3 separate regions of the Mus musculus genome follow, and all the other regions are linked to region 3. Evidence: chromatin loops called from intact Hi-C (ENCODE). Cell type or tissue: heart. All regions are shown on one strand. Links, peaks and the distances in the headings refer to the core of each region. The heading gives the core; the rest is flanking DNA.

Region 1 (10,774 bases), core at 387-4,386, 140 kb before region 3:
CGGCTGCTTTGAAATTCTTTATTGGCTGTGTGGAATTGCCTGATCAACCAGGCCTTTTTTTGCTTTCATTGTTTACATGGGCTTTCCCTGTCTACTATTCCTTTGTTCCTGCATCCTTCTACCTGGCTAGCACATGCATGACCCCGCTATACACCACACACACACTATACCCATACCACACCACACCACACCCTCTTTCAGCTAAGTCAGAAAGCACTACATTGCCCTGAGTTTGTAGCACTTTTGATCCCTCTCTTACTGTGAGTTCTGTATTTTCATTAGACTGTGCACCCCTAGATTATCATTGGGTCACCCCTACCTAGTGGGGGGCTCCCATCAAAGGCTCAAAGGCCTCAAGGCATGGAGGCCAAAGTAGAGGAAGATACAGAGGCTGACAGGACCAGAGCAGCTAAAAACATCTAAAGGCCACCACCTCATGCATGGCCTCTGGTCACTGGATGGGGGTGATAGAGGCCATGGCAGAATGGACGTGCTCCACTTTCCTACCATCATTCCAGGCTGCTCCCTCCATTGCAAGCCTCTCTAGCTGCTTTCTGGCCCACAGCAAGGTCACGGACAAGCTATAATGTCAGGACATTTGTCTCTCCATCTGCCTCCTGCCAATGATCACATCAGGTGATACTGTCTACCCGGGCCATGCAGACACAAGCTTGCCTACTGAGATGACCACTCATGATTTGGAATGTTTCAGAGCTAGACAACTGAGTTTGACTTCCTTATTTTATGACTTCAGTAGATGCCTGCAGATATGGCTTTATGGTAAACTCTGGGGTCCTGTCCTGTGCAGAGTTCTACAGCATCTATGAACCAAGGGACTCTTGTCTGTTGTAGCATGCATGACTCAAGCGTACCAACATTTCTTCTTTCGGTTCTCCAGGGCTGGAGCGGCAGGGATCTAGTACCACGAAGACAGTTCATATTTATGCTTAGAGAACAATTCCTGAGGCCCAGTCCTGTACTTAGCATGGTGCATAATGGGTGTGGTCTGCTTTCCTAGCATCTTTCCAATGCAGCCAATGGGACAAGCATTGCTATGGTTAGATGCTCATGGAGGGGCATGGATGAGACTGGGAGTGCCATTTACCCTAGGGAGAAGCAATACCTAGAGAAGCTTTGTTCCTGGAGAGCCTTTCTGGCCTGAGGTCACCCAGGGACAGAACAGTCTGGGTATGGAAGAGGCCCACAGGAGGGCTGCTTAGTGTAGTGGAAGCAGAGAACACGGCTAGGAGGGACTCAGGCTGCACAAGCATGAAGGAGTGTGAACAAGCGGGAGTCCTATGATAAACTACTGTAGCCTAAGAGACTTAAGTGGGAGGAAGGAGCCAAGCTCTACTGTAGCCTAGACTGAGGATAAAATGTTATCTCTTTATGCTGAGAGCCACATCTTAGTTGCCTTGCAAAAGAGCATCACAATAATCGCCTTGCCCTCACACGTCTTGCTGCCTATCTGCTTCTGTACATGCACTGTGTTTAAAACGTGAAGAAAACAGTTTCTTGCTAGAAGTCTGTAACCATGCAGACTATCAATCACAAAGCCCCACCAATCAGGAGAATGGCCAAAGGTGACACTGTACATCCAGCCAATATTGAGTGCCTGAGACAAGATATCCGGGGATGACCGAGGTAAGACAGCTGAGTTCTCTGTCACTCGAGTGCAGATTGGTGGTGTCTTGGGGGTCTGCTTCTCTCATAGTCTGACATTGTTGAGAGATTGCTTATGAAGCAAAGAACAAGGAGTGAGCTGTTGGTGAGAGGTCGGAAGCGGGTATCATGACTTTGTGAGTAGAAAGCCTAGATTTACTTGGAGGTCAAAGACCTTTTTTCAAGTGGAAATTTTTTAAAATTATCATTTATTATATGTAAGTACACTATAGCTGTATTCAGACACACCAAAAGAGGGCATCAGATCTCATTACAGATGGTTGTGAGCCACCATGTGGTTGGTGGGAATTGAACTCAGGACTTCTGGAAGAGCAGTCAGTGCTCTTAACCGCTGAGCCTTCTTTCCAGTCCTTTTTTAAAAAAAATTTTATTTATTTTCATTTCATGTGTATTGTTTTTTTGCCAACACATAGGTCTGTGTGATGGTGTAGGATCCCCAGAACTGGAGTTATAGTCAGTTGTGAGCTGCCATGTAGGTGCTGGGAATTGAACCCAGGACCTCTGGAAGAACAGCTGGTGCTCTTAACCACTGAACCATCTCTCAGCCACCCCAACCCCCTTCCGGAGGTTGAAGACTTAACAGGCATTTTGGAAATTCTCATCTGGCTGGGATCTATCAAAGGGCTAACTCAGAAGAAACTTCTACCTAAAAGCTGCTGCCTTCTTCCAGTAGGGGGCGCTGCAGGACAAGTCTAGAACTAGTTTGGCTCACTCGCTCAGGGACTCTCACCATCTGGGCCATAAAGGCTCAGCTCACCTCATTCTTAGTGACTGCAAGTTCTTGTTCCAGGGAGGTGGGAAGTTGTCAGGGGTCTAGATCTAGACTCTGAGAGGTGCCCTCAAAGTCCCTGTGTCTTCATAATAGTAGTCCCGCCCCATGTCTACTTACCCCCTCTTCCAGCACTGGGAGGCGATCTCTGAGCACGAACATCTCTAAAACCTACCCAACATTTCCAAGTCAGCAAAAAACACTTTTCACAGGTACAGCTTTGGTCTTCCTGGACATCCTCAACTTAGGCGGGATCTTGGCATATTAATTAAATATACAAGGGCAGCTGGAGCTGAGCTGAGTGGGCTAGAAATGGCCAGTCTTGTTAGCTTCCTGAGGGTGGGCACTGTGCAGCGCCTTCGTCGTTCAAGCCAGGCTGAATCTTGCTGCAGAAAGTCAATGAATGCCTAGGTTTCTGAGAGAAGATTCCCCAGGGTTGGAATAAGGGCACCTTAAGGTTAGGAGCTAAAGTCCCGACCTAGTAACTTTGCCTCTGCTTCCCCTGGTCAGAGACAATAGGCATAGATTTTGTTTTCCTTTGAGACATGTTCTTGCTACGTAGACCAGGCTGGCCTTAAACATGGTTTACTCTGGAGAGCCAGCCCAGCAACAACATTCCAACCTTACTTTGCCTCACAGAGACGATGTTTGAAATCAGGGCAGCACGGGGACATAGGTCCGATGGTTTCTATAAGTTGGGCCAAGAGGAAGAGGAAGAGGAAGGCCTCCCTAGGCCTTTTTGGCAAGGAGCCCAGACAAGGGGGAAATCTGAAGAAAGAACAGGCTTCATTGAGACATCATAATCCAGCAGATGACAAGGGGAACAAAAGGGGCCGAATCCTCCACCTTCAAGTCCCCACCCAGCTCCGACCTGTCCCAGTTAATAAGCACAGCTGGTGGCTTGCTGGCTGACTCAAGTAGTGCCAGTTAAACCTGTTCCAAAGGGTGGCACAGGCCCCTTCCTCCTTAAGCTCCTCCCGAGGGCTCTCCTGGAGCCAGCCACACCACAGCTTCCATAACAGAACCGCGGGGCTGGAGATGGCTCAGCAGTTAAAGGTTCAGTTCCCAGCACCCACTTCTTGCACTGGGAAATCTGATGCCATCTTCTGGCCTCTGTGGGCACCTGCACTCATGAGCTCACACAAACATAGATACACATACAGACACATAAATATATAATAAATCTTTAAAAAATAAAAAGAGCAAGGTGTGGTGGCACATGCCTTTAATCCCAGCACTTGGGAGACAGAGGCAGGTGGATTTCTGAGTTCGAGGCCAGCCTGGTCTACAGAGTGAGTTCCAGGACAGCCAGGGCTACACAGAGAAACCCTGTCCCAAACAAACAAACAGACAGACAGACAGACAGAGAGACAGACAGACAGATAAAATAAAAAGAACCTCTCATGACATCCAGGCTAGGGGTCCCCAGGCTCTCATCCTGTCTTCTCGGAATGGCAGGTTTGGCAGCAGCCTAACAGGGAGCCTCATATCCTCTCTGCTGCAGATATTTGGAGAGCGTTTGGGAGCCATATTCTCATAGCTGCTCTGGAGCTCGAGCTCGTGAAGAAGGGAGAACAACAACAGATCTACAGCCATAAACAAGCCTTCCATTATTAAAGAAATCCAACCCCAAACAAACGACCACACACCATGATGTCAGTTCTTTTCTGACTTATTTACTGACATTTCTCAGATGTTCTACAGTTCCCCTTTGTCTTCTCTCTGCCAAGTTGCCCCCCCCCCCCAGAGTTATGTATAACACAGAAACCTCCTTTTCTCTTGGAAGGGCTTGCAAGGGGGCTGAAAAGATCAGATCGAATGGGAGGGTGGGGGAAGATCCCTAAGGGATGACCTGTCACCGCCTTCTCCAGTCCTGAGATGCCCTGGTCCACAACAGGCAAGGTTTCTTGCCATCTACCCTAAGGACTCAACCAAGCTAGTTCCTGTTGGGTTTTCTCATCCTGTGAGACCACAACTCAGCCTGAAGAGCCCATATTGATCTTCATTGGCCCTGCTCACTGGCAGAACCACAAGGGGTCAGGCTACAGCTCTATCCTGCACACACTGCTAGCCTAAGCTATGACAGCAGGTGCGTCATAGCTAGGGGTCCCCAGGCAAGTCTGAGGAATCAATGATGGATGGATGGGTGTTTTCCTTGGCCACCTTCAGTTGGCTCCTAACCCTGGCCCAAGCTGATTTATTTAAAAAACGACACCGTGTCTCTGCTACAGCCAATCCCAGGTCCCAGTGCCCTCCCTGGAGCCTCTGGCCCTTGGGAGGAAGCGCGCATGCGCAGGTTCACAGGTTGTTCCGCTGAAGTGTTTCACTTAGATTCTGGTTGGCATCTGGCTCCTCTGCCAGCATCTCCACAGTCTCCCACTCCCCAGACCGGCTGGACCTTTTAATAGCATCTACCACGCTCTGCATATACAGTCCGTCCTCGAATGAGGCAGCCATAGAGACAGGGGTGCGGTCCCAGGTACGGCGATCCCCCTGCCCCTGGAAGGACTGACGCAAGGCCTGAACCATATAGACCATACCTTTCAAGTAAAGCAGTGGGACATCCTGGGGACCTTGCTCAGGGAGCCCTGCGCCCACAGCCAGAGAGTCTCTCACCAGCAGCTCCTCCTGTGCAGCAGAGTTCTTCTGCCCATAGAGGTCAGCTCCCCGGGCAACAAGGCGCCCTGCGGAGCCCACTACCATGACCTCATGCACAAAGGCACCTGGCATGTTGAAGTTGAGGGTCACTGTGCTGCATACCCCCCCACCCATGAGCATCTGGAAAAAACAGAAGTCATCACTGGTGACATGGCGGATGCCACGGATGGTGGCATTCTGCCTCACAAAGGTCTTGAGGAGCCCGTGCACCTTCTCGGCTTTCTGGCCAGTCAAGTGGGTCAACAGGTCCACGATATAGGTACCCATGGTGTGCAGGCCCCCGCCCCCCATAAGCTCGTCACAGATCCAGCCGTAGCTGGGGCTGAGCAGGCTCCCGGAGTAGATGCGAGCGTCGCAGATCATCACGGCACCCACGTAGTGCTCTGCAATGAGCTGTTTCATGCGCACGAAGGCAGGCAGGAAGCGCAGAACGTTCCCCACCAAGCTCATCAGCTGTGGGTAGTAGCGAGATGCGGTCACCATCCGGAAGGCGTCCATGGATGTCGCTGCCTTCTCACACACCACGTTCTTCCCAATTCCTATGACAAAAGACAATGGGAAATTTTCAAAATTCTTTGGGGTGGGGGGGAGGGAGAAACAATCTTTTGTTTGGTTTTGTTGTTGTTGTTGTTTTGGTTTTTCGAGATAGGGTTTCTTTGTATAGCCCTCTTTCCTGGAACTCACTCTATAGACCAGGCTGGCCTCGAACTCTGAAATCCGCCTGTGTCAGCCTCCCAAGTGCTGGGATTAAAGGCATGCCCCGCCACTGCCGGGCTTGTTTATTTTTTGGACAAGTTTCTCTAGGTAGCTTTGGCTATTCTAGAACTCGATCTGTAGACCAGGCTAGCCTTGAACTCAGAGATATGCCTGTCCCTGCCTCCCAGGTGCTGAGATTAAAGGTATGTGCCATCACCACACAAATTTATTTCTCAAATCCGATAAAGTGGGATATGCCTATAATCTCAGCATTTGGGGTGGGAGTGAGGGTGGAGGCAGGAAGATTACCTAACATTCAGACCACACACACACACACACACACACACACACACACACACACACCCCTCCAAGGTAGATGACCTAGGAATGTTGCTTATAGAAAGAAACAGGTGATCTGGAACAGAGGGAGGAGACTTAGAGCGCATTGAAAAGGTCTCGGTAACTGCAAGAGGAAGTCCTTTCAGTAGTGTGGTGGGCACTGAGATGGCCAGGACCAAGGGAGGCCTGACAGGGGAGTTCCTGGGACTAACAGAGCAGGGACAAAGGGCATGCAGAGAGGGGGATGCACCTATATCAAGACTTTAAGGCAGGGAATTTAACATCCTGGGTGCATGCCAGGTGTCACGGTTTGAATATGCTTGGCCCAGGGAGTGGCACTATTAGGAGGTGTGGCCTGGTTGGAGTAGGTGTGTCACTGTGGGTGTGGGCTTAAGACCCTCACTCACCCTAGCTGCCTGGAAGTCAGTTTTCTGCTTTAGCCTTCAGGTGAAGATGTAGAACTCTAATTCTGCCTGCCCCATGCCTGCCTGGAAGCTGCCATGCTCCCACTTTAATGAAAATGGACTGAACCTCTGAACCTGTAAGCCAGCCCCAGTTAAATGTTGTCCTTTATAAGACTTGCCTTAGCCGGGTGGTGGTGGCACCCAAATCCCAGCATTTGGGAGTTAGAGGCTGGCGGATTTCTGAGTTCGAGGCCAGCCTGGTCTACAAAGTGAGTTCCAGGACAGCCAGGGCTACACAGAGAAACCCTGTCTCGAAAAATAAATAAATAAATAAATAAATAAATAAATAAGAAAGAAAGAAAGAAAGAAAGAAAGAAAGAAAGAAAGAAAGGCTTGCCTTGGTCATGGTGTCTATTCACAGCAGTAAAACCCTAACTAAGACACCAGGCTAAGACACCAGGACACAGAGCCAGAGAGACTATGTGGTATTTAAAGTGATCTGGGAAAGTAGCCAGACAACAGCCACCATTCCCTCCCAAGACATTCTAGGGGGAGGTTCAATCCAAAATGGGGATCTGGAGAGTCCTTTCCTCAAATCTCCCCCCCGTCTAAATTCCCTGGGTCAAAAAAAAAATTCACTGGAGGCACCTCATTCATGCCACTTTTAGGAAGATTTTGTGTCTGTGTGGTGTATGCAAATATATATATGCTTGAATGTGGAGCTCATATGGAGCTGGTCACATAATGCATGCCCACGGAGGCCATAGGGTAACATCAGCTGTCTTCTTTTCCATTTTTTTTTTTTTAATCTCCATATATAATTATGTAGCCACATCTGGCATGGAACTCACTCTGTAGACCAGGCTAGCCTCCCAGAGCTCCTCCTGCCTCTCCCTCCTGAATGCGGAGATTCTAGGCATGTACCTACACACCAGGCCACGTTATTTTTGAGCACTGTCTCTCACTGGATTTGGATACACTGGTGGCCAGCAAGTCCCCTATCTCTAGGACATCTGACACGTGCTGCTGTGCCCTGCTTTATGTGGGTGCTAGAAATGCTGGGAACCCTGGCTCAGGCTCTCATGGCCAGCCCTTTCCCCCAGCCCTCATACATTTAACTTTCAATACACCCTGTGGAGTTCATCACTAAGCTACACCCAGGGTCTAAGCCGTCCTGACTGCCACTCTCTTCATTCAGGTGGCTACTGTTCTGTTTTTCCAGGATTATACCAACAGTCATTTCTTGGAAGATGAGCCAAGAGGATCAGGAGTTCAAGGCCACACTCAGCTATCCCAAAGGTCACGTATTGGTCTCTGCTTCTGCTGTGGCACCACAGTCAGCTTGTTACAGTTTGCATCCTGACATTCTTCATAGTCCATGAGTCAAAGGTTTGGTCCCCGACACTTGGTGCTCCCGGGAAAGGAAACCTCTGGACAGAAGCAAGGCTGCTAGAGGCTGTTCCTTTGTGCCAGCTACTGAGTTCCTGGCCATTTATTTCCCTATTCTTTCTCTGTGCCTCCCCACTGCCAGGATGAAGTCAGCTTTGCTCCTAAGCTGGATCAGGTGGCTCAGACTTGCCATCATAGCAACTGGAGGTTGAAACGGAAGGGTCATGAGCTTGAGGCCAGCCAAGACTACAGAGTGAGAGCCTGTTTCTAACAGACACACTGAACAGCCTTGTCCTACCACATGCTCTTTGCCTTTCTCATCTAGCCCACAAGGTTCCAGAGAAGACATAGTTACCACCATGGCTAAATGGCTAAAACCTCCATCCAGCAAAGCAAACCTTTCCCCTTGAACTCACAGAGAGGCCCCTGCCTGCTGCCTCCCGAGTGCTGGAATTATGTTCTGACACTTCCCTGCGAGCCCTTCCTTCCCTTTGCATATCTCAAATATTTTGTTCTAGTGATGGGAATCTAACACAAAACTTAATATGGTTTTCAGATTAACTTCTCCCCCCCCCCAAAAAAAAACCTTTCCAATAGATTTATATCTCAATCAGAACAGAAGTCAAAGTCCTGGCAGCAAGCATGGTTAACACATGCCTGTAATTCCAGCGGTTGGGAGTCAGAGACAGGGGAACTATGCGTTGGAGGCCAGCCTTGACTACACCAAAAGGCCTTGTTTTAAAAAGAATTAGGGCTGGCAAGATGGCTCAGTGGGGGCTTGGGGGAAGCGCTTGCTATATAAACTGATGACTTAAGTACAATAGCTAGATTCTATGGTAGGAAGGAAGAACTGACTGCAGGAAGTTTGCTGAGCCACCCACCGTGTACTCTGTGGTGCGCGCGCACATACACACACACACACACACACACACACACACACACACACACACACACACTCATACACACACAGACACAGACACACACAAACACCCTATATATACATATACAATAATAAACCCAGCATGCTCTAGGGTCAATCCCCAGGCACTGAAAAACCACAAAATAATATTAGTGGTCCTACTGAGAGGACCTTGATTTCTGACCAGAGACCCTTCCAACCTTTTCCTTTAGCTCTTCTCCCTACCATGGTCCTTCCTCTGTTCACCCTTTACTGGCCACCCTGGAGATGGCGCAGCCGTGTTTAAGAGCTTTGTGGTCAGAGAGAGGCAATGATTATTAGCACCAAAGAGTGGACAGGACAGGTAGATCAAACACCATCACAGCCAGGGAAGTCTTGAGAGGGACGCCTTCAAAGTTCCTGATTCTGATGGAAGCCCATCTTCAACAGCTTGTGCTCCTGGGCGCACAAGAGCCATCCAGATGACCTTCCTGGTTCCATAGGTGCTGTGTGGTTTGAGAGGCACAGCTCCAAACCTTGATGTCCCTGTCCTGGGCCCTTACTGTAGCCCACACCACTCTAGGTGTGCAGATCTACAAGAGCCCTGCTGTTCGCAACTTTGGTTTAACGCGCTTTCTGAGTGTCTTTGGGTGAGACAAAGACTGGGTACAGATGACTTCCGGTGGATCGCACAGCTTATCCTGATGGATGGAGTCTGTCCATAGAATCCATGCTGCCCACAGGCTCAACATGGTCATCTTTCCCCACAAACACTGGCTACCACTGACTATAAATCTTGTAGCAAAAAAGAAAAAAAAAAGCTCTCTTAAGCTCTTACCTCTTATTCTCATTTCTAGCTCTCCTTCTCCCCTTCCCTCCACGTGGCTGGCCTCTCTCTTTCTACCTTCTCTTTCTCTCTGCCTTTCTACAATAAAGTGAAGAAGAAGAAGAAGAAGAAGAAGAAGAAGAAGAAGAAGAAGAAGAAGAAGAGGAGGAGGAGGAGGAGGAGGAGGAGGAGGAGGAGGAGGAGGAGGAGAAAAGAAAAGAAGAAGAAGAGAAGAAAAGAAGAAGAAGAAGAAGAAGAAGAGAAGAGAAAAGAATACACGTGACTGATGTCTCCCACGATGGGTGGCCTCCAGTCTGCCAAATAGCCAAAAAGTGCCATGTATTAGTGATAAACTTGAGCACCAGGGCCAGAAATTTCTGTCATCAAAAATGTTCTCACTTCACACTGGATGACTGGCATCCCCTGTCGATGTGTGTGAGTTTTGTCTGGGTTTGGCTTTTTGCCTTTTTTTTTTTTTAACTGTAAAATGAGTCAACCCACCCTCCAGGGAAGATGACTGAATTAACTGAGATAGCGAAGGTAAGGCACCTGGCTCGGTACAACCGTCAGCCGCTCACTTTTGCCTTCATCACAGGAGAGGATGAACCAACACGCACTAGAGCAGAAGGGCCTCCTCTAACTCAAATGTTTAAGATTCATCAATGCTTGGTGGCACACGCCTTTAGTCCCAGCACTCAGGAGGCAGAGGCAGGCAGATTTCTGAGTTCGAGGCCAGCCTGGTCTACAAAGTAAGTTCCAGGACAGCCAGGGCTACACAGAGAAACCCTGTCTCGAAAAACAAACAAACAAAAAGGGATGCTTGCCCCCTCTTTCTCCCTCTCCCACTCGTTCTTCCCTTCTCTCTTCCCTTCCCCACCCCCCCCTCCATGTGCTCACTTTTCTGTGCCTCTGCTACCCTCTTAATTCCCCTCCCCATGCCCTGAATGAACTCTGTTCTATACTATACTGGTCCCTCAGCATGGGCCCGAGGAGGCACCCCTTCCCCCATACCTGACTACACCTCCATAGAACATATCCTCTCTCCCCTTCATCTTTTTATAAACACATCGGCTACAGTTTCCAGGCAGAGTTTCTGTGTTTACTATTTTGAA
Region 2 (8,848 bases), core at 4,289-8,288, 150 kb before region 3:
CACCTGCGCCTCGGCGGGCTGCTGTGGGGCACTGTCCCCCGCCCGCCAGGCCCTGCAATGGCCAGGCCGCAGAGGACTCCGGCGCGCAGTCCCGATAGCATCGTCGAGGTGAAGAGCAAAGTAAGGGCTTCTCTGGTCTCGGCTCTAGCCACTGCGCTAGGGCTCCTAATTCCCTTTCTCTCCCTTATTAGTTCCTTGGCTCTCCATCACCTCTTTCTGTCCTCCATCCTCCGTCCTATTCTGCTTTTCTGTCTGCCTCCCCTCATCGCATCCTCCCTCCCACTACGGACTTCCAGAGTCCCTCTGTGGCCTGGGTATGTGGAGAGCAAGGGAAAGACCTTGGACAGTGTCCCTTGTACTGGAGCTGAGGTTTAAGCCTAAGGCTGCAGCTGTTCCAGCAACCTTTCCCTCTCCTGACAGCCTCAGTGCTGTGGTGAGAAAGGGGCTTGGGATGTCCTGACACTCCGTTCCCTTTCCCTCCCGCCTCCAGTTTGACGCCGAGTTCCGACGCTTTGCACTACCCCGCACTTCGGTGAGAGGCTTTCAGGAGTTCTCGCGATTGCTGTGTGTGGTACACCAGATCCCTGGCCTGGACGTCCTGCTTGGCTATACGGATGCTCACGGTGACTTGCTGCCCCTCACCAACGATGACAGTTTGCACCGGGCCCTGGCCAGCGGGCCCCCACCTCTGCGCCTCTTGGTTCAGAAACGGGGTGAGGATGGGGTACAGTGGGCAGCTTTCTTGGGTTAGGGTGATAGGACAGGTATATCAGGGTAGATCATACCCAGGGCCCCCAGGCTTTATGTTCTGTAGCCTCTGCCCTTGGTCTGACCTCCAAGTAGCAGGAAAACAGTTGACATTGTCCCTATCACAGGCCCAATTGGGAGAAGTCTCTAATCTTAGTCCCCCCCCCTCTCCTGCAGCAGAAGGTGACTCGAGTGGCCTGGCTTTTGCCTCCAACTCTCTACAAAGGCGCAAGAAAGGGCTCCTGCTACGACCAGTGGCACCTCTGCGCACCAGGCCACCCTTGTTAATCAGCTTGCCCCAAGATTTCCGCCAGGTGTCTTCAGTTATAGATGTGGACCTACTACCTGAGACCCACCGACGAGTGAGGCTGCACAAACATGGTTCAGACCGTCCCCTGGGCTTCTACATTCGAGATGGCATGAGTGTTCGCGTGGCTCCCCAGGGCCTGGAGCGGGTTCCAGGTATCTTCATCTCCCGCCTGGTACGTGGGGGCCTGGCTGAGAGTACAGGGCTGCTGGCGGTCAGTGATGAGATCCTTGAGGTCAACGGCATTGAGGTGGCCGGGAAGACCTTGGACCAAGTGACGGACATGATGGTCGCCAACAGCCACAACCTCATCGTCACTGTCAAGCCTGCCAACCAGCGTAATAATGTGGTACGGGGGGCATCTGGGCGTCTGACAGGGCCTTCCTCTGTAGGGCCTGGGCCTACTGATCCTGACAGTGACGATGACAGCAGTGACCTGGTCATTGAGAATCGCCACCCTCCCTGTTCTAATGGGCTGTCTCAGGGGCCCCTGTGCTGGGACCTGCAACCTGGCTGCCTACTTCCTGGTGCTGGCAGCTCTCTGCCCTCCTTGGATAGCAGAGAGCAAGCCAATTCTGGCTGGGGGAATGGCATGCGAGGTGATGTTAGCGGATTCAGCCTCTGACAGGCAAAGATGCAGCCCTTGTCACTTTAGGCTGCGGGAACATGGCCTGGACTTTCCAGCTGGGTAGAGAAGATTAGCTTGCTCACAGAGCCCTCTCAGTCTGGTGAACATTAAAGGTTTTCTACAAATGTAGATGTGGTCCTTCTGTGTCCCAGCCCCGATCTCTTCTGATCCTGTACGTCTGCCTTCTTCCCTGGACATAGGCAGGAGGGCATCCTATGGTGGGTGATGCAGCAGGAGGCCCACTGGGCTTAGCATTTCTAAGACAGCTCCTATGGAACACAGCCACTGTGTACAAAAGGTTTAATTTTGACAGAGAAGTTGGGAGGCTGGTGGCCCTTCTGCAGCCCCTGGTGACTAAGAAGTGCTTTCGATTCTGCCCACCCCAACGCTCCTGTCTTTGAGCTATGACAGGGCTTGAGTCTGCCCTTGGCAGCCACGTGGTGATCCGCACACATATCTCCCTGTTACTCTTGGTGGGTACCAAGCGGGGAAGGACTAGGTATCCATCTTCACAAAGACTTTGGGTCGGGAAAAGATCTTGATAGCCTCTTCTATTTGCACCAACTTCCGGTCCAGTTCAGCACGATGACCCTGGGCTCTCAGCGAGTCTGCCCCAGCAGGTAATAGTACTAGCTCACGTAGCAGCTGGCTCTGGCCTACAAAGGGGCACGGAACCAGTGAGTGTTGGGTAGGGATGCATGGTTCTCTCATGGGCTCCCTTTCCGCCACCCTTGCCCAAGTACTCACTTTGTAGCAGATTGTTCAGGGTCTCCAGCCGCTGATTCTCAGGCATGAGTGTGTGGCCCGGGGGCATGGACGGGTCTGGCTGGCTACGCTGGCGAGCTTCCGCTTCCTTCCGCCACAGGTCCCTGCGTTCCAACAAGCTGTGAAGGCAAGGCCCGGGGCTGAAGACACTAAGACACACTGGTTCTCAGCCTCCACAGGGGTCTCTCACCGCACTTGACAGCGCACGGGACCTACTCACTAATGGGGCACATGGCCTTTCTGCGTGGCGTTGTAGCGCTCCTGGGCTTGGCGCTGCTGTTCCTGAACCTGTGCAAGGACCTGCAGGGAGCGGGAGTGGCGCCGGGGGGCTCTCTTGGCAGCTAGGGCGTTGCGACTAATGAAATCCACGCCTAGGCCGGGTCCCTGCAGAGACATGGCAAGCACGGTGGAGACCCCGTGGCACTACATTGCACCTCTGTACCGACTCTACCCGCGGGACTCCTGTCAAATGGTCGTCAAGTCCCCACAGACCTGCTCTCTCACCTTAGCTTGGGGACCTGGAAGGGCGAGCTGAGGACTGGAGGCACGGGATGGTGGGAGCCCAGGGCCACAGCGGGAGTGTGCCCGCAGAAAGTGGGCAGGTTCTGTCACAGAGGTGGGGCCAAGCTCCTGGAAGGTTGGGTACGGTTCGGCATTAGAACCAGGGAGGTTGAAGTTAAGGTTCTAACCCACAAGGCCATCCCCCTTTCGGTCCCTCCTTCCTCTAAGAACTTTTCTATGCTCATCTCTGTGGGTCCCCTCCTGTCTCTTCACAGCCTTAAAAAAAACAAAAAAAAAAAAAAAAACAAAAAAAACCTACTACTTCCTTCGGCCTCATTTACTACCACCCTTTCCTCCTAGCTAGCACCCGAACATTACAAAGGGCTGCCTCCAAGCCCCCAAGACCAAGGGCTGCTCCCTTAGACGTACTGTCCTCGATTTGATTGTCAATAACATTTTGGGCTCACCAGTGAGACCCAGAGCTGTGTATCCATCTGCTTCCTGGACACAGTCCTACCCCCTGGCACTGCCACAGATGCTCCAGCCTAATTCCAGTCTCATGTGACCTTGTCCTTTCTCTCAATCCTGAGTCTCTTTCAGGGTCCCTGGATAGAGAAATAGTAACTACCTCCAAAACCTAAGTGCTGCTGCCTGCCCCTGTCCTCAGGAAAAAAAAAAAAAAATGTAAGAAATAGCGGTGCATGCCCGTAGTCTCAGGAGGCTGAAGGAGAAAGAGTAAGGGTTTAGGGCCAGGATAGGTGATGGAGAGAACCCAAGGAGAGCCTGGGGCTAAAGAGCAAGCTATAAACTCAAAGAAATGAGCTGAGAGTGGTGGTCCAAACCCGGTAGACTAAGGCAGGAAAATTAGGCCAGTTCAAGGCCAGCCTGGGCTACATAATGGGTTTGAAGCTATTCTAGGCTACACAGGGAGACTCTGTCTAGAAACAAAGTAGCAGTGGAGATAGTGGGGTGGGGGTGGGGTATGGTTGGGGGTGGGAGTAGGAAACAACTCAGCAATAGCACAGGACAGTTCACAGCTCTCTGTAACTCCAGTCCCAGGAGGCCCATCCCCTCCTCTGGACTCTGGTGCACAGACAATCATGTAGCCACACAGACATGTAATTTTTTTTTTTAATCTCAAAGAAGTCATGAATGAATTAAAAGAAAAAGAGAAAGTAGTGTGGTAGTGAACACTTTTAATCCCAGCGCTCAGGAGGTGGACAAAGGAGAGTTAGAAAGTCAAAGAGTAGCCCGGCGTGGTGGCCCATGCCTTTAATCCCAGCACTTGGGAGGCAGAGGCAAGCGGATTTCTGAGTTTGAGGCCAGCCTGGTCTACAAAGTGAGTTCCAGGACAGCCAGGGCTATACAGAGAAACCCTGTCTCGAAAAAAAAAAAAACCAAAACAAAAACAAAACAAAAAAGAAAGTCAAAGAGTTTGAGGTCAGCCTGGGCTGCGTGAAACAGAGACACAGAGATAGGGGAACCGAGAATGAGTTAGCAGGAAGGTCGTGGGTATATTATATGAGTACCTAGTGTGCATGTGTCTCACGATTCCATCTCCAATATCACATGTAACTAGGTAACTTAGGTAGTTCTTTCAGATATGTACCCTGCTGGCTTTCTGTTCAAACCTTCTGCTTCTCCCCCTTACAAACTGAATTATGCCCACTATGCCCATTGCCCCTACTCCCTCTGATGCCAGAATCTACCTGTGGGGTTTTATCTCTGTGGAATGTTCTCTTCCTCTAGCCTAATCCTTGACCTGATGCCATCAGCTCCCCAGAGAAAGTCCACCCAGATGTCTTAGTCTTTTGTGATCACCATCTCCCCCAACGCACGCACTCATGAACGCACGCACACACATGCTCTGTAAGTTAGATCAGATATAATTGCCTTGGCCAAGATGGATAGGTCTGCCTCCCTGGGACAGATACCTTCATCCTGGCCTTGACTCGAGACTCCACATTGTCATACTTGGGTGAGCGCCACAGTGCCTTCAGTGGCTTAGGCTGACCCTGTTCCCGGCTGCGTTCCTGGTCTTGGAAGCGCCTCTGAATCTCTTTGATCCGCCTCAAGTTTTCCTTCTCATGGTCCTTTGGATTCTTCCCTGGAAGGGTGCAGGGAGGAATATTGCTAGGGACAGCCCTACCAAATGGCCATGCACCTCGGACTAGATCGAATATAGATTCACACCCTACCCTTGGCAGAAAGACCTCTCAGACAATCTGGGAGATGTCTGGTAGAAGAGAGGCCCTGGGTTCACACACACATACACACACATTTTTAAATACAACCAAGGCCTCTTCATGGAAGTTAGACATCATACCCACAGCACAGTTATCAGCTTATTCCCTTCCACAGTCACCCTCCTGGTTATCTTCTACATTTTATGATTTAGCATACCATTAATCACCGTGTATATTATACACATGGCCTGTCTTGTTCATTGCCTCCAACTGTGACTCCCATACTCCCCCCGCCAATTTTTTTTAAATTCACACATCCCAATTGTAGCCCCTCTACTCCCAGTCCTGCCTGTGCCAAATCCCCCCCCCCCCATTACCCCTTTCTCTTCTCCTCAGAGAAGGGGAAGCCTCCCTTGGATACTACCCTACCCTGGGACGACTCCCATACTTTTTAACCCCGTTTTCCTAACAGCTACAGGGTTTGGCACAAAGTAGGCACTAAGTAAACAATGCTCCATCAAGGTGTGAAAGCTTGAAGCGAGGGCTTTCTGCAGAAGGATAGACTCTGATCCTGCCAGGAGGTATTGTATTTTGCCCTTCTTTTATGCTAGAGAAACTAAGACCCAGAAAAGAACATTAACTGCATGGGCTCAAGGCAATTAAGAAGCACCCTATTTTAATCTCTGCTTTTGACCTAAGAATGCCTCAATACCCCGTCTGCAAGGACTTACTCTTAGGAGAGACCCCCGAACCGAGGGAGATGCACCCCAGTTGCAGCAGCACGTCCCCCACGCCTCGCTGGCCACGCTCTAGGATCTCTCGGGCTTCAGGCCTGATGCGAGGGCCACGAGGAGGACTGGAGTCCAGGTCCCGACCTGAAGTCAGCAGGTCCAGCTTCAACGCGTTTCCTTCCAGGCGTCCTTGGGCTGAGGAGCAAGACGCGGTGGAAAGCCGTGCTCAGGGGTGGGGCGGGGTACTCGCCCCGCCGAGGCACCCCGCAACTCACCCGAGGCCGGCCGCCGGTAGTAGTCCGGGCAGAGAGTGGGGTCTGGGGGGATGGGTCCAGAGATGCGGGACGGGCCCTCGCACATGATCCTACCGCAGCCCTGCAACAGTGCACCAGGGCCTGTTGCGCTGCGCAACTTTCCCCTCTAATCCCTGTCGGGTGCTTCCACCCTCCACCCGAGCCCTGCATCCCCGCGGTAGCCCCCATCACCGAGCCCCACCCCTCGACGACCGCCCGTCTCTAGGCGCAGACTGTACCACCGCCCCGCGACTAGCCCACTGCCCAGAGGGGTTCGCCGCCCCTCCCCCGCCAAGCCCCAGCGAGGGCTCTCACTGGAGCAGTTTTACCGCCAACTGTTGCAAGCCGGTAGGAGTTGCTGTTGCTTGGCAACAAATGGCTTCCTGAGGTCAGGGGTCAAATGACTAAGGCGAACAGCCTTCTGGGGTTTGTAGTTCCAGATGAGGAGTGATTCTAAGTCTCGGGTCTCAACAGGAGCCTTACCTCTCAACCTGTCTCCCCTACCAGCACTGAGTACCAGTCCAGCCCCGCTCTGGGCCTGAGGTTTTCTCTGATCAACTGTCGAGGGATGCACTGATTCCTCATAGCCTATGGCCTCAGAAGGGGCCAAGAGGCAGCCAGAAACCCAGAATGGGGCAGCAGTAGGGTTAGCCCAGGTTGCAGAGAGCCTTGAGGTGACTTGGGCATTTCAAAGCTCGGGAGATGGAGGGGTAGGGCAGGAGAGGTGGGACTCTAGGTAACCCAACCCTCTAACTGCCAGGCCAAGCCCTACAAGTAGAGAGGCCTAAGCTGGTTACCTTCATATTTTGTGGCCAATATGTAGTTAGGAGACACCACCACCCCCCCAACCAAGGGAGATGTACTCCAATTGCAGCAGCTTTGGGCTTTGAATAACTGATCCCCACAATACTTTGCCTGGCCATCGGCTCCCAATGACCTATGTGTATCTTCTAGTGTCCAGGAACAGAAGAGTGTCTGGTGCCGGCACATGAGACCTGCAGGAGCCCAGGCGAAGACAAGTGTCCCGTGGGGCACAGCTTAGAGCCAGAGCTCCAGGAGGAAGGAATAAAGGTGGGAGAGGAAGGGCTCAATGCAGGGGTGGAAGCAGGAGAGGAGAGAGGACCCAAGCCTACGTCATCCATCGTGAGACCAGCTCATGGGCCCAAGAGAAAGTGAGAGGGCTTTCGGAGGGAAGGGCTGGGAAGGTGGGTCTTATGCCCGGAGATTCCTAAATCCCCATTCCTTCAAGGCAGAGATTCTTGTCTTTGACCAATACCCCTCACTCCCAACTCTAGAACTTGGGGGCTGGGGGGTTGGTATGGATTTGGGACTTCTAGATCTTGCAAGGAGACTGAGCTACCATAAATGCTGAGCCTCTACTGGGCTTGGAGCTTCACTGTCTAAGAAATGGACAGCTAACTAGCTCTAGTGGACAGGCAGGGGTAAGCCCTAGGCTCAAGATATAGGAACCAAAGACTGAAGCCTGCCTCTTTCAGGCCTCTTGTCCCAGGTTTGGGTTCCCCAGCCCTCCCAGGGCCAAGCACCATGTCCATCCTAGGTCAGAAGTTGAGCTGCCACCGGGGGTGCTGCAGAAGAAGGAGGAGCCAGAAGGCAGCCACAGTGAATCCTCACTGTCCTCGAAACAGCACAAAAAAGCCAAGAAACGCAAGAGTGGCGGGGCTCCTGTGCCGCCCGCTGTGGCCAGCGCATCCGCACCCGCCGCCGAGACCTTGGGGTTGGAGCGTGAGTGGCAGTCCCTGGGCTCTTCTCTTGTTTTCTTTGTCTTCTGAGGCTGACATGGCACAGCCTGGTGTTCTAGCCTTTGCTCTGCCTTGGGTTCTTGCAGGAAAAGCCCAGCGCCTGCGGCCACTGTACCAATACATCAACTACTGCAACCCAGAGCTGAATCAGGAGGAGGACGGGGACAGGGAGCCCGAGGTAGAGCCTGAGGCCGAGTTAGCACTGGTTCCCGAGGAGCCGGGCGTGGAACAGCTGCAGCTGCAGACCTTGCTGCCCGTGGCAGGTGAGCTGGGCTTAGGCCTTGCTTTACCCTGCCCTAATCCGTTAGTGCCACTGACCCATAATCTTCCTCCTCTGGTAGAGGAGGTTGGAGAGGAGCCTGGGGGTCTGTCTAGTCTGAGGGTGAGTGGCAGCCTCAAGGCTGAGGTGGATAAGACGACGCAAGTGGATATCGACAAGATGTTGAGTGTCTGTGCTGCCCCTCTTGTGCCCCCTCTATCCCCTCAGTACAAGTGACCATCTAGCCACTGAGAATACCCCTGGTCTAGGCCTAAACCATGGCTCTAAGTCCATCGGCCTAAGCCATCAGGTGGAGGAAGGAATTTTAGTCTTTGTCTACACTTGAGAATTTGCGCTCACTGAAAATAAACATTTCCCCCCTTTTAGAATGTGATTCTTCAAATATGATGCCTGCATTGGGAAAGAGGTTGGGGAGCAGGGAGGAGGATGGCTGGTCGTGTGGATCAGTGGGGACCTTGAATGACGGATTCCTGAGTACTACCAGATTTGTGTCAGAGAACATGTCTACTCACCCCAGATTGGGAGTCCAAGGCAGACCAAAGTACACAGACCACCAAAGTCTGACTCCGTGAAACAATGGGTTTTAATGGGGTGACTTTTTTTTTTTTTTTTTGAGACATGGTTTCTCTGTATAGCCCTGGCTGTCCTGG
Region 3 (10,629 bases), core at 91-4,090:
AAAATCCCTAGGTAGTCCAAGATGACCTTGAACTTCTAAGCCTCCTGCTTCCACTTCTGTTTGATTGCGTTACAGGTGTTTTCTTCCTTCCTTCCGTTCTTTTTGTTTGTTAGTATAGAACAGGATTTATTCAGGGCATGGGAAGGGGAGATGAGGGAGTAGACATAGAGGCAGAGAGAATAGAGGAGTAGAGGTCGCCCATGGGCACCTGGAGAGAGGGAGGAGGGCAATGGGGGGGGGAGTAGAAGCAAGAGCAGGTGAGCGAGAATACAGGTGTTTTCTATTGCACCCCGTTTAAATTTTTATTTTCTTTAGAAGTCTTGGGTTTTGTTGTTGTTTTGTTTGGGTTTTGTTTTGGTTTGGGTTTTTTGTTGCTTTTTTTTTTTCGTTGTTGTTGTTGTTTTTGGTTTGGTTTTTTGAGACAGGTTTTGGGTTTTTTTTTTGTTTTTGTTTTGTTTTTTGTTTTTTTTGAGACAGGGTTTCTCTGTATTGCCCTGGCTGTCCTGGAACTCACTCTGTAGACCAGGCTGGCCTCGAACTCAGAAATCTGCCTACCTCTGCTTCCCAAGTGCTGGGATTAAAGGCGTGTGCCCCACCGCCCGACTGTTGTTTTGTTTTGAGACAGGTTGTATGTAGTTCAGACTTGCCTCAGACTTTCCACGCAGCAGATGATGACCTTGAACTTGTGATTCATGCCTGTGGTTGCTGGGATTTGAACTCAGAACCTTCCAGAGAGCAGTCAGTGTTCTTAAACCCTGAGCCATTTCTCCAGCCCCCTTGAGCGACCCATGGCTTGTCAGATTTTCTTTGGCAGTCACAAGGGAAACAGATGTAGAGGACCCAAGATTAGAAGCAGAGACATGCAATATGATTCTTGCTTTTCACTAGAGATGCCAAGTCCAGAGGATAGGTAAGACAGTGCTGGGGAGAAATTGCGCACTTTGTTTGCTTTTGGTGCTGAAGACCAGGCACAGTCCCTACTTTCAACTTACTAGATATTATTTGAATGTCCATGAGTATGTTAAAGGCTATTTATGTACTGAAGGTAGAGTCAAATTGAGTATCTTCTTTAATGCTTTGTGGGTTTGAATCAATGTGATTCTTCCTCACAAGTTAAAAAGCCAGGCATGAGCAGGGCAGTGGTGGCACAGGCCTTTAATCCCAGCACTTAGGAGGCAGAGGCAGGCTGATTTCTGAGTTCGAGGCCAGCTTGGTCTATAGAGGGAGTTTCAGGACAGCAAGGACTACACAGAGAAAACCTGTCTTGAAAAACCAAAAATAAATAAATAAAAAAAATACCAAGCATTGTGTCCCATGCCTATAATGGCAGTGCTAGAGGTGCATCCCTGCAGCTAACTGGCCAGCCAGCCTAAAATGAAAAGGCCAGCCGGCGTGGTGGCATACGCCTTTAATCCCAGCACTTGGGAGGCAGAGGCAGGTGGATTTCTGAGTTCGAGGCCAGCCTGGTCTACAGAGTGAGTTCCAGGACAGCCAGGGCTACACAGAGAAATCCTGTCTCAAAAAAAAAAAAAAAAAAAGAAAAAAGAAAAGGCCAAGGGCCTTGAGGAATGAATGATACCCAGAAATTGACACTCACTGGCACACATATGAACATGCATAAATGCAAACATTACTCCCCCACTCTCACACATGATATATGTATAAACATATCTCCCATTACTTTGAATGTTTTTAAAATTAATAAATGTGAAAAATATTATACGATATTTATATATTGGTTTGTTTGGTTGGTTTTTGTTTTTTGTTTTTTTTTCGAGACAGGGTTTCTCTGTGTAGCCCTGGCTGTCCTGGAACTCACTCTTTAGACCAGGCTGGCCGCGAACTCAGAAATCTGCCTCCGCCTCTGCCTCCTAAGTGCTGGGATTAATGGCGTGTGCCACCAATTGCCTTGAATGTGTTTTCCCTTCACTGTCTGGCACATTGTAAGCAGCTAGTAGGGACATGGTTTAGGTCAGTGAGTCCATCCATGTAAGAGGTAGCTGAGAGTCGGGAGAGTGCTCCCAATATAAGAAATTGACTCCAGAAGTTCTTCTGGGAGGACTCGGGTTTCCTCTAGGCTAAAGAATGCAGTCCACTCCAAGGTACTGGGGGTCGGGGGTGGGGTGGGGTGGGGTGTTTTTTATAGCAAGCTGCAGAACCTCATTCAAATCCTGGTCTGCAGGAACTCCACCTCTCCTTTAGGAGGCGCTGCAGCCCGCGGCCGCACCAAAACGTTCTTCTGAGGCATCATGGAACTTGTAGTCTTTGTGTTCTTATACCCAGAGCGCTTGCGCTCACCAGGCACGCGCCCGGTACCATCAGGATTCCGGATCCTTGTGAAGGGTAGCCCATGCCATAACGTTCCATTCGAATACATTTTTACCTTTCGCTTAGGACGAGCTTCATCTGGAAAATAATCGACTCTGAACAGGATATCGCGGTGTCCAGGAAAGCCGCCGGAATAAGCCCGCCCCATCCCGGAAGTGAGAGGCTTCTGGCGCAGTGCATTGTGGGGGGCGTAGTCCTCCTTTCCAGGCGGTCCTTCGCGGCGTCCCCCGGGCCGACTCCGAAGCGCAGGCGGACGGCCGGGTGGGTAGCGCGGCGCGGGCGGTCCGCAACCATATTCTGGGCACGGGGCCTCGGCCCGGGACGACTGCGCCGGGCGGCAATAGTGAGAGGCCTCTGAGAGCCTCGCGCGGCGCCGCCCGTCGAGGAGCTGAGACAGGGGCCAGACCCGGCCGTCGAAGAGCTCGAGAGGCCGGTGGGCCGGGCCGCGCGTCGCAGCCATGCCTGGCTTTACGTGCTGCGTTCCGGGCTGCTACAACAATTCACACCGGGACAAGGCGCTGCACTTCTACACGTTTCCCAAGGACGCTGAGTTGCGGCGCCTCTGGCTCAAGAACGTGTCCCGTGCTGGCGTCAGTGGGTGCTTCTCCACCTTCCAACCCACCACCGGCCACCGTCTCTGCAGCGTCCACTTTCAGGGCGGCCGCAAGACCTACACGGTGCGCGTTCCCACCATTTTCCCGCTGCGTGGCGTCAATGAGCGCAAAGTAGCTCGGAGACCTGCGGGAGCTGCGGCAGCCCGCCGTAGGCAGCAGCAGCAGCAACAACAACAGCAGCAGCAGCAACAGCAGCAGCTGCAACAGCAGCAGCCGTCTCCGTCCTCCTCCACTGCCCAGACCACCCAGTTGCAGCCGAACCTGGTGTCTGCCTCTGCAGCTGTGCTTCTTACGCTTCAGGCCGCCGTAGACAGCAACCAGGCTCCGGGATCCGTGGTTCCCGTGTCCACGACTCCCTCGGGAGATGATGTGAAGCCCATCGACCTCACAGTGCAAGTCGAGTTTGCAGCTGCTGAAGGGGCAGCCGCCGCTGCCGCCGCCTCAGAGCTAGAGGCTGCTACGGCTGGGCTGGAGGCCGCTGAGTGCACTCTGGGCCCTCAGCTGGTGGTGGTAGGGGAAGAGGGCTTCCCTGACACTGGCTCTGACCACTCGTACTCCTTGTCCTCGGGTACCACGGAGGAGGAGCTCCTGCGCAAGCTGAACGAGCAGCGGGACATCTTGGCCCTGATGGAAGTGAAGATGAAGGAGATGAAGGGTAGCATCCGCCATCTGCGTCTCACCGAGGCCAAGCTCCGTGAAGAACTTCGAGAGAAGGATCGTCTGCTTGCCATGGCTGTCATCCGTAAGAAGCACGGCATGTGAATGGTTCCCCCCAGAAACCTGCAGAATTCGTGACTCCTTCCAGCCCAAGGAATCCTCAGGCAAATGTTGTACTCCCCAGTATTCCTGTTGACAGTGCCGAGGTTTAGGACAGCGGGACTCCAGTTGGTCAGTTGGCACCTTCTTTCGTCTCCTCGTGAAGTAAGAGTTGGGGACTTCAGAATCTGGTGACACCAGCAGTTATGACTTTGTCTCTCACTCCCCAGTTTATGTTGCAGATTCTGGTTATACACAGGCTTCAGAACCACTGAACTTGGAACTTACCCTGGAGGGGGTGCAGATGGAACTCTTAAGGGACTGTGGGTTTGAGGAAACCACTTCTTCAGGTTGGCCAGCAATCAGAGACAGCTTTGCTGTGTGTAGTGATAAGAGATCTCAGTAACATCGTTTCTCCTTTCCATGCTACCCGGTTCAGGTGCAGTCTGTGATTCTGATGGGGACTAGCTGATCTGTGCCTCTGTCTCTTAGGACCTCTCTACCCAGAAGGTCATTTATGAGAGGGCTCTGGGTGACTTGCTGATGGAGATCCAGCTCACCAGGGACTTAGGTTTATCTCGTTATGTTTGCTACTGGTTACAAATTCTATTTTCTGTACAATTAGACTGAAGTTTTCACTGTTTGGCAAAACAAATTAAACAAAAAAGTAAGGTTTTTATTTGGGTTTCGACTTTTTTTTTTTAATTAAAGCTAAGTGTCCTTGAAATGTGGGGATATAGATAGGTATTGGCCTATTTGAAAGAACAGGCTAGCCCAGAAAGTAGAGATGCTTTAAACAACTGGACCCGGTTTCTCCATAAAGCACATAGATCTTCATAAAGTCCCTTGTTCAGGTCACTCCGAAGAGTTTGGAAGCTGCACGAAAGGCCTTGGTTTGTCCATCATTGTTTCTCTGGATTGTTGTGTATGTGTACATACATCAATGTGTGTAGGAAGGGGGTGCCTGCCAGAGGTTCTATACAGCCCTTTCTTTTTCTGGAGACAGGGTCTACTTGGGGTTGGCGACTTAGCTGATTGGTAGAGCACTTGCCTAGCAAGCACAAAAAGCCCTGGGTTCAGCCCTCAGTTCTGGAAAGGGCAGGTGGGGTGGGGCGGGTGGGGCGGGGTGTCTTCTCACTTGCTTGGGTCTCACCCAGAGATAGGCCACATGGTCAGCTAGTGAGTCTCAGGGAATCTGTGTGTGTGCCTCTCAGTGCTAGGATTACAAGTTTGCATCACCATGCCTATGTTTTGTTTTTTTTGTATTACATGGGTTCTATGGGTATGCTTGCAAGGGAAGCACTTTCCCAACTCAACTATCTTCCCATCCCTTCCCTTGACTTTTTAAGCCAAAAGGTGAAAAGGAAATGGGAATTGATTTGTTCCTCTAGATTCTTTTTTTTTTCCTTTGGTTTTTTTACGAGACGGTTTTTCTCTGTATAGCCCTGGCTGTCCTGGAACTCACTCTGTAGACCAGGCTGGCCTCGAACTCAGAAATCAGCCTGCCTCTGCCTCCCGAGTGCTGGGATTAAAGGCGTGTGCCACCATGCCCAGAGTTCATCTAGATTCTTGATAGTTTTTTTTCCTTTAGGAGTGGTGGGGAAGGGTTGAAACAGGGTCTCTCTCTGTAGCCCTGGGTAGTCTGGAACTCACTTGGTAGGCCAGGCTGGCCTCAAACTCAGAGATGTACCTGTCTCTGACTGAGATTAAAAGTGTGCACCACCATGCTGGGCTTAATTTCGTTCTTGAATTCTCATCTACAGTTGAAGTTTGTTTACTATCTCACCTCTTGGGACGTGTAGTGTCTGGAACACATGTGGATGTAATTAACAAACCAGTGAAGTCCAGAGCTAGAAGCAGCCTCGGCTCTTTCAGGCACCAGCGACTTGTTACAGATACATTCATTCCCGTATACCTTCATTGTGAAAGAGGTAGGTGAGCAGAGGGCATTAAGGAATTGGTTTGTAATCCCTACACTGGTTTGGCTGCCTCAGTTTTTAGATTGGACATTGGACAGGTAAGATGGCATTTTTATCTGTAGTTGTAAGTAATTCAGCTCAAAGCTAATGGGGAGACCTGAGTGACTTTTTTTGTTTTTTCGAGACAGGGTTTCTCTGTATAGCCCTGGCTGTTCTGGAATTCACTTTGTAGACCAGGCTGGCCTCAAACTCAGAAATCCAACTGCCTCTGCCTCCCAAGTGCTGGGATTAAAGGTATGTGCCACCCACGCCCAGCAGGATGTACTCTTTAACTATTGATTCATCTTTGTAGCTCTGTAGATGCCTTTTAACATTACCTGTTTCTGTGACTGTTGGGACATGCGTGTACTCTACCTCCTTAGGCTCTGGCTCTGTTAAACTTGACTATGACTGTAAGCTGGAGTGAACCCAAGACACCAGGGTCTACTTCCCTTTTTGTCCTTTGGCTCTGAGTTGGGAAATGGGTCTTGAGAAAGCTGCAGTATTAGCCAAGCATGGTCGAGCACGCCTTTAATCCCAGCACTCAGGAGGCAGAGGCAGACGGATTTCTGAGGCCAACCTGGTCTACAGAGTGAGCTCCAGGATAGCCAGGGCTACACAGAGAAACCCTGTCTAGAAAAAAACCAAACCAACCAACCAAATAAACAAACAAAAAGAAAGCTGCTGTATGTGCTGTATAGGTGCCCAGTTTAGGAAGAAGCTACATCGGCCTCTTAGGGTTAGCTCTGGCTTGTGATCAGGTGGTGAAAACACAGCAGTGTATTTTCAGGCTACCAACCAATACCCTTCCCTTAGAATGGGGGCTTCTCTCTCCAGCCTGTCCTTGAGTTCCTGGTCTTCCAAAGAACAGATGCTGTCACCTTGGTTCTTTTGAACCCATTAGCAACATTCCTTGGATCCTTCATCCTGTCTCATGATTTGCTTGTGTTTTGTTTTCTTGGTGGGGTCAGGCTCCTGATGTGTCGCCAACAGGGTAACATGGAGTTCTTAGTGACCAAGCAAAGTGGTCTGGATAGACAGAGGATTTTTTTTCTCTTTTTTTTTTTTTTTTGGTTTGTTTTGTTTTTCGAGACAGGGTTTCTCTGTCTCCTGGAAGTCCTGGAGCTCACTCTTTAGACCAGGCTGGCCTTGAACTCAGAAATCTGCTGTCTCTGCCTCCCAAGTGCAGAGATTAAAGGCACGTGCCACCACTGCCCAGTTTAGACAGGGGCTTTAATCAAGAAGCTTAGCCTGGTTTTATCAGTCATCTCCAGGAGGTGGGGTGAGGCTAAGAGGGCAAAACAGAAGTATTAAAGAGTCTTCTGACTAGGAAGATAGGGGTGTTTGCAGCCATTTTCCTTTTCTGTGGTTCTGTGGGTTGGTAGCAGAGCCATTTGCCCAGCACAGGCGGGACGGAGAGGCGTTACTTCAAATATTTGTGTCACCCAGGAAACTGAAAAGGATATTGAAAGTAAAGGGGAAGGGGTGGGAAGATTATTTACAGTCTGGCCATTTAGGAAAATTACGTTTCGCCAGTTATCTTTCAATAAAAATTAAAGTTGGAAGGTGAGCTGGCTCCGTGGGTCGCTAAACCTGAGAGAATCTGATTTCAAGGCCCCCATGGTGGAAGAACTGACTCCAGAAAGCTGCTTCTCTCCTCCACACCCATGTCGTGGCTCATCCCTCCTCAACACAAATAAACAAACAAAAATAGTTGCCCTGTCTGCTCCAACAAAACAAGTAAACCTGGAAATCAAAAAAAGAAAACCCTCACGATTCTGTTTTTAAAAATACCTCTCTGTACACGTGAGGTTAACCTCTCCAACTATGGGCCCACCTTAGATGAGTGTTTAGAGTTTCAATAAAAACCTAGTTACCTTCCAACCAACTTTGGGATAAGTGGCTTCCTCTGAGACACAGCTAACTCATTGAACAAGAGAGGAGTGGGTTTCGCCCCCGTGGGTTGATGCTAGAGGAGCAGAGCTGGTAGCCAGGGCGCCTAAAGGGAGTAGGCTTTGGACTAGGGGCCTAGGGAGGGGCTGCTGGGACAAGCCAGCCAGCTCCAAGCTAAACCAGGCTCCCATGGAGGCGGGGTCAGGCTCCATAGGCCACATACACTTAGGCGGGGCCAAGCCAGCTGGGACCCAGCTACAACCGAGACCTGATCCTTGCCTGGCGCCAACTCCGTGTTCCAGAGGCTTCCGCTAGACCACAATTCTCAGGGGCTCACCCGGACCGCCTCCCTCCCTAACTTAGCCTCTCCTCCCGCGCTGCGAGCCGTGGCTGCGCCTCTGCGAATGGCATTCTGGGAAATGTAGTTCTAGCTAAGCTCACTAAGGCGTATAAGGAGCATACTGGGACTACGTTTCCCTGAGTGCAGCGGGACGGGCGAGGGAAGGCAAGGGGGAAGGGACAGTCGGTCGCAGACCGCGCTGGGTTGCCGCCGCCGCTGCCGCCATCGTGCCAGCCCCACGGGTGAGTGTTGGGGCCAGCGCTCCGGGGCGGGGGCTGGGCCGCAGGAGCCGCGCTCTAGGCCGCCGGGAGCTTCTGCTTCGAGGCCCTGGGAGGCCCCTCCCCTCTTCACACCCCCACGGCGGCCCGAAGAGGCACGGGGCCCGCACCATGTGTCGCGCGCGGCTCCGCCTACCGCGGATTGTCTGCGGCCGCGGCCCGGGGAATGCTGAGAGCCTGATGGACGGCTGTCCGGGCCACCCTGTGTCTTGGCTGATGGCCAGATCTTTTTCTTTTGTCCGGACGATCAGGATAGCTCTCAGGGCCCGGCCCTGTGTGGCCTTGCCTGGCTTGCTCGAATCCTGCAACCTCTGCAGGCAGGTTGGCGGGCCGATCCCAGACCCACGTCCCACCACCCGCCGGCGAAGATCCGGGGATGGGCAACGCCACCCAGCTCGCTCCAGAGCCAGCATGGGTAAGGGTGGCCCTCCTGCCGCTGCTGGGGCTTGGGACCATTGCCCGGTTCCAAACCATAGCCCGGCTAGGATGTAGGTGAACGCTTCTCTGCTTGATTGCCTGCTGGGAGTGCACGAAACTTAACCTCTACCTCGGTAGAACCGGTGCTGCAGTGTCCAGCATGGAGGACAAGGGCAGGGATTCTGGGGTGGGAGGGGATGCCTCGTGGGACTTTACCTCTAGCTAGTCCTGGAAAATAAGGACCTAGTATCTTTGGAGAGGCAGCTCCAATCTTATCCATGACTAGACTCCAGCTCTGGGGTGGGTTGTGTGAGCCTCCAGTGTTTTTGTTAGATTTCTCAGTCAGGGCCCAATTCTAAAGTACGTTAGAACCTCCTAGAGTTAGCAGGAAGATGACTCCTTACTGAAGTGATGAGGTCGGATTTAATTCATGAAGAAATGGACTCCATGCTTGAGGTTTTTGAGCCCAGAGAAGGTGGAAGGGGCCTTGTGCCTATGGCACTGGCTTAGACTGTTTTTGCCTTTTGAAGTTGTTTTGTAGATCTAGAACTAGAAGTCACGATGTCTGCTTTCTCTTCACGTGTGCTAGGGCTGCCTGTGAACAGTCAAGAAGCTGGATGGGTCTAGAGAAAGTACCTTAGCAATGGCACCTCAGGTCATCCATCACCTTGAATTCCTGGAGATGTAGTGTATTTGACTAGTTACTAGTAGGCAGGCTTTGAGAATGCACTTCTGTTTTGAGTGATGATTAGGAACTAGTGGAGAAAAGCTCCCAGGACTTGGCAGAAAGCATCTCTTGTCAGGTTGAATTCTCTGGTCTGTTGCTGGCTTCTGTGTCACAGTTCTTAAAAGGCCTAAGAGGTCCCAGAGACCTGGGCAAGCAGAGTGCCCAGTCTCTTAGGATGACTGACTTAGGGCCAGAAAGCTGAAAGCCACTATCTTTAGCGCCCCCTGCTCCCTGAATATTTCCTCAGTACTGTTGCTCTGGCTTTCACTTGATTTTTTTTTTCCCCCTCCAGTACAGTTCTCTGTCCAGTCATTCTCCCTAGTCAAAGGCCACAAGCAAATTGCTCAGCTCTCACCAGGGCCTACCTTCTATGGACTGACTCAGCTTCTTAATCTCTATTATAGCTGTTAAGCACATGGAAGTAAGGCTTAGCCAATAGGCTCTGGAGAGACTCCCTGGTGTGCTAAGCTAAGCAGTTGGGAAGGACTATCCACAGAACATAAAAGGTCAAAGAAGTAGGAGCCACTTGGAACTAAAAGCAGCTATTTCCACACTTTTTTTGGAGACAGGGATGTAACTCAGTTGATAGATTTCTTGTTTGATCACTAGCACTGAATAAACTGGGTATGGTGGTACAAGCTTGCAGTCCAGTTTACTTACCTACCATCATAGAGGTAGGAACATGAGGATCACAAGTTACATCTTCAGCTGCATGGGAAATTCAAGGTCAGCCTGGGATACATGAGACCCCGCCTCAAAGAACTAAAACCAACTCCAGCTTGTCTCAGTTTTAGATGAGTTGTGTTTATGGCTGTAGATCAGCTTGCATATTCCAAGCTTTTGGGTGGTGTGTGCAGAGGAGATATCTCTCTCCCTCTCCCTCTCCCCTCTTTTCATAGTGCTGGGTAGGAATCAAACCTTAACTTTATAAACACTAGGCTATGTATACTTTTGCATCTTCAGGATCAAAAAGATAGTGTTCAAGAAATTTGGGTTTCTCCTTATTCCTTAAAAGTTCTCAGGAATGGCTCAGTGGGTAAGAGCACCCGACTGCTCTTCCGAAGGTTCAGAGTTCAAATCCCAGCAACCACATGGTGGCTCACAACCATCCATAACAAGATCTGACACCCTCTTCTGGATTGTCTGAAGACAGCTACAGTGTACTTACATATAATAAATAAATGAATCTTTAAAAAAAAAAAAAAAAAAAAAAAAAAAAGTTCTCAGGAGCCAGGAGGTGGTGGCGCACGCCTTTAATCCCAGCACTCGGGAGGCAGAGGCAGGCGGATTTCTGAGTTCGAGGCCAGCCTGGTCTACA

What was found. A loop is a pair of places that touch in the nucleus more often than their neighbours do. Peaks named below come from ENCODE experiments on the same cell type or tissue, not always from the same donor. Only the 100,000 strongest peaks of a DNase experiment are listed, where the experiment ranks them.
Region 1: it touches region 3 in a loop (2.7-fold over the local background); 5 of 42 quality-filtered maps call a loop at or near these places.
Region 2: a loop joins it to region 3, with 2.4 times the contacts of the local background. A loop is called at or near these places in 5 of 42 quality-filtered maps.

Annotation. Positions count from the first base shown.
Region 1 is chr8:105,712,002-105,722,775 of GRCm38, forward strand. It overlaps Gfod2 (glucose-fructose oxidoreductase domain containing 2), which reads right to left. Exons shown (of 3, transcript NM_027469.5): 3 at 2,043-5,649. The coding sequence ends at 4,751. Among named protein-coding and RNA genes, the nearest start is that of 4933405L10Rik, 9.1 kb to the left of the region's middle. In heart, for the core only: a CTCF peak has its summit at 2,354 (motif pointing right); DNase peaks (open chromatin) are centred at 2,370 and 3,270.
Region 2 is chr8:105,701,684-105,710,531 of GRCm38, forward strand. Enkd1 (enkurin domain containing 1) reads right to left here and starts at 6,525. Exons shown (of 8, transcript NM_198299.2): 1 at 6,474-6,525; 2 at 6,141-6,240; 3 at 5,866-6,060; 4 at 4,883-5,055; 5 at 2,952-3,077; 6 at 2,668-2,831; 7 at 2,430-2,566; 8 at 1,969-2,338. The coding sequence starts at 6,225. The coding sequence ends at 2,178. 4933405L10Rik (RIKEN cDNA 4933405L10 gene) reads left to right here and starts at 6,606. Exons shown (of 4, transcript NM_027655.2): 1 at 6,606-6,832; 2 at 7,113-7,330; 3 at 7,717-7,901; 4 at 7,978-8,562. The coding sequence starts at 6,749. The coding sequence ends at 8,414. Pard6a (par-6 family cell polarity regulator alpha) reads left to right here. Exons shown (of 3, transcript NM_019695.3): 1 at 1-120; 2 at 491-713; 3 at 925-1,811. The coding sequence starts at 58. The coding sequence ends at 1,679. In heart, for the core only: no CTCF peak of the experiment used is centred there; a DNase peak (open chromatin) is centred at 6,428; H3K4me3 peaks cover 2,060 bases; H3K27ac peaks cover 1,500 bases.
Region 3 is chr8:105,852,575-105,863,203 of GRCm38, forward strand. Thap11 (THAP domain containing 11) reads left to right here and starts at 2,529. Exons shown (of 1, transcript NM_021513.2): 1 at 2,529-4,376. The coding sequence starts at 2,787. The coding sequence ends at 3,704. It overlaps Nutf2 (nuclear transport factor 2), which reads left to right and starts at 7,959. Exons shown (of 5, transcript NM_026532.4): 1 at 7,959-8,131. It also overlaps a transcript of Cenpt not described here. In heart, for the core only: a CTCF peak has its summit at 2,214; DNase peaks (open chromatin) are centred at 2,507 and 3,407; H3K4me3 peaks cover 2,308 bases; H3K27ac peaks cover 2,356 bases.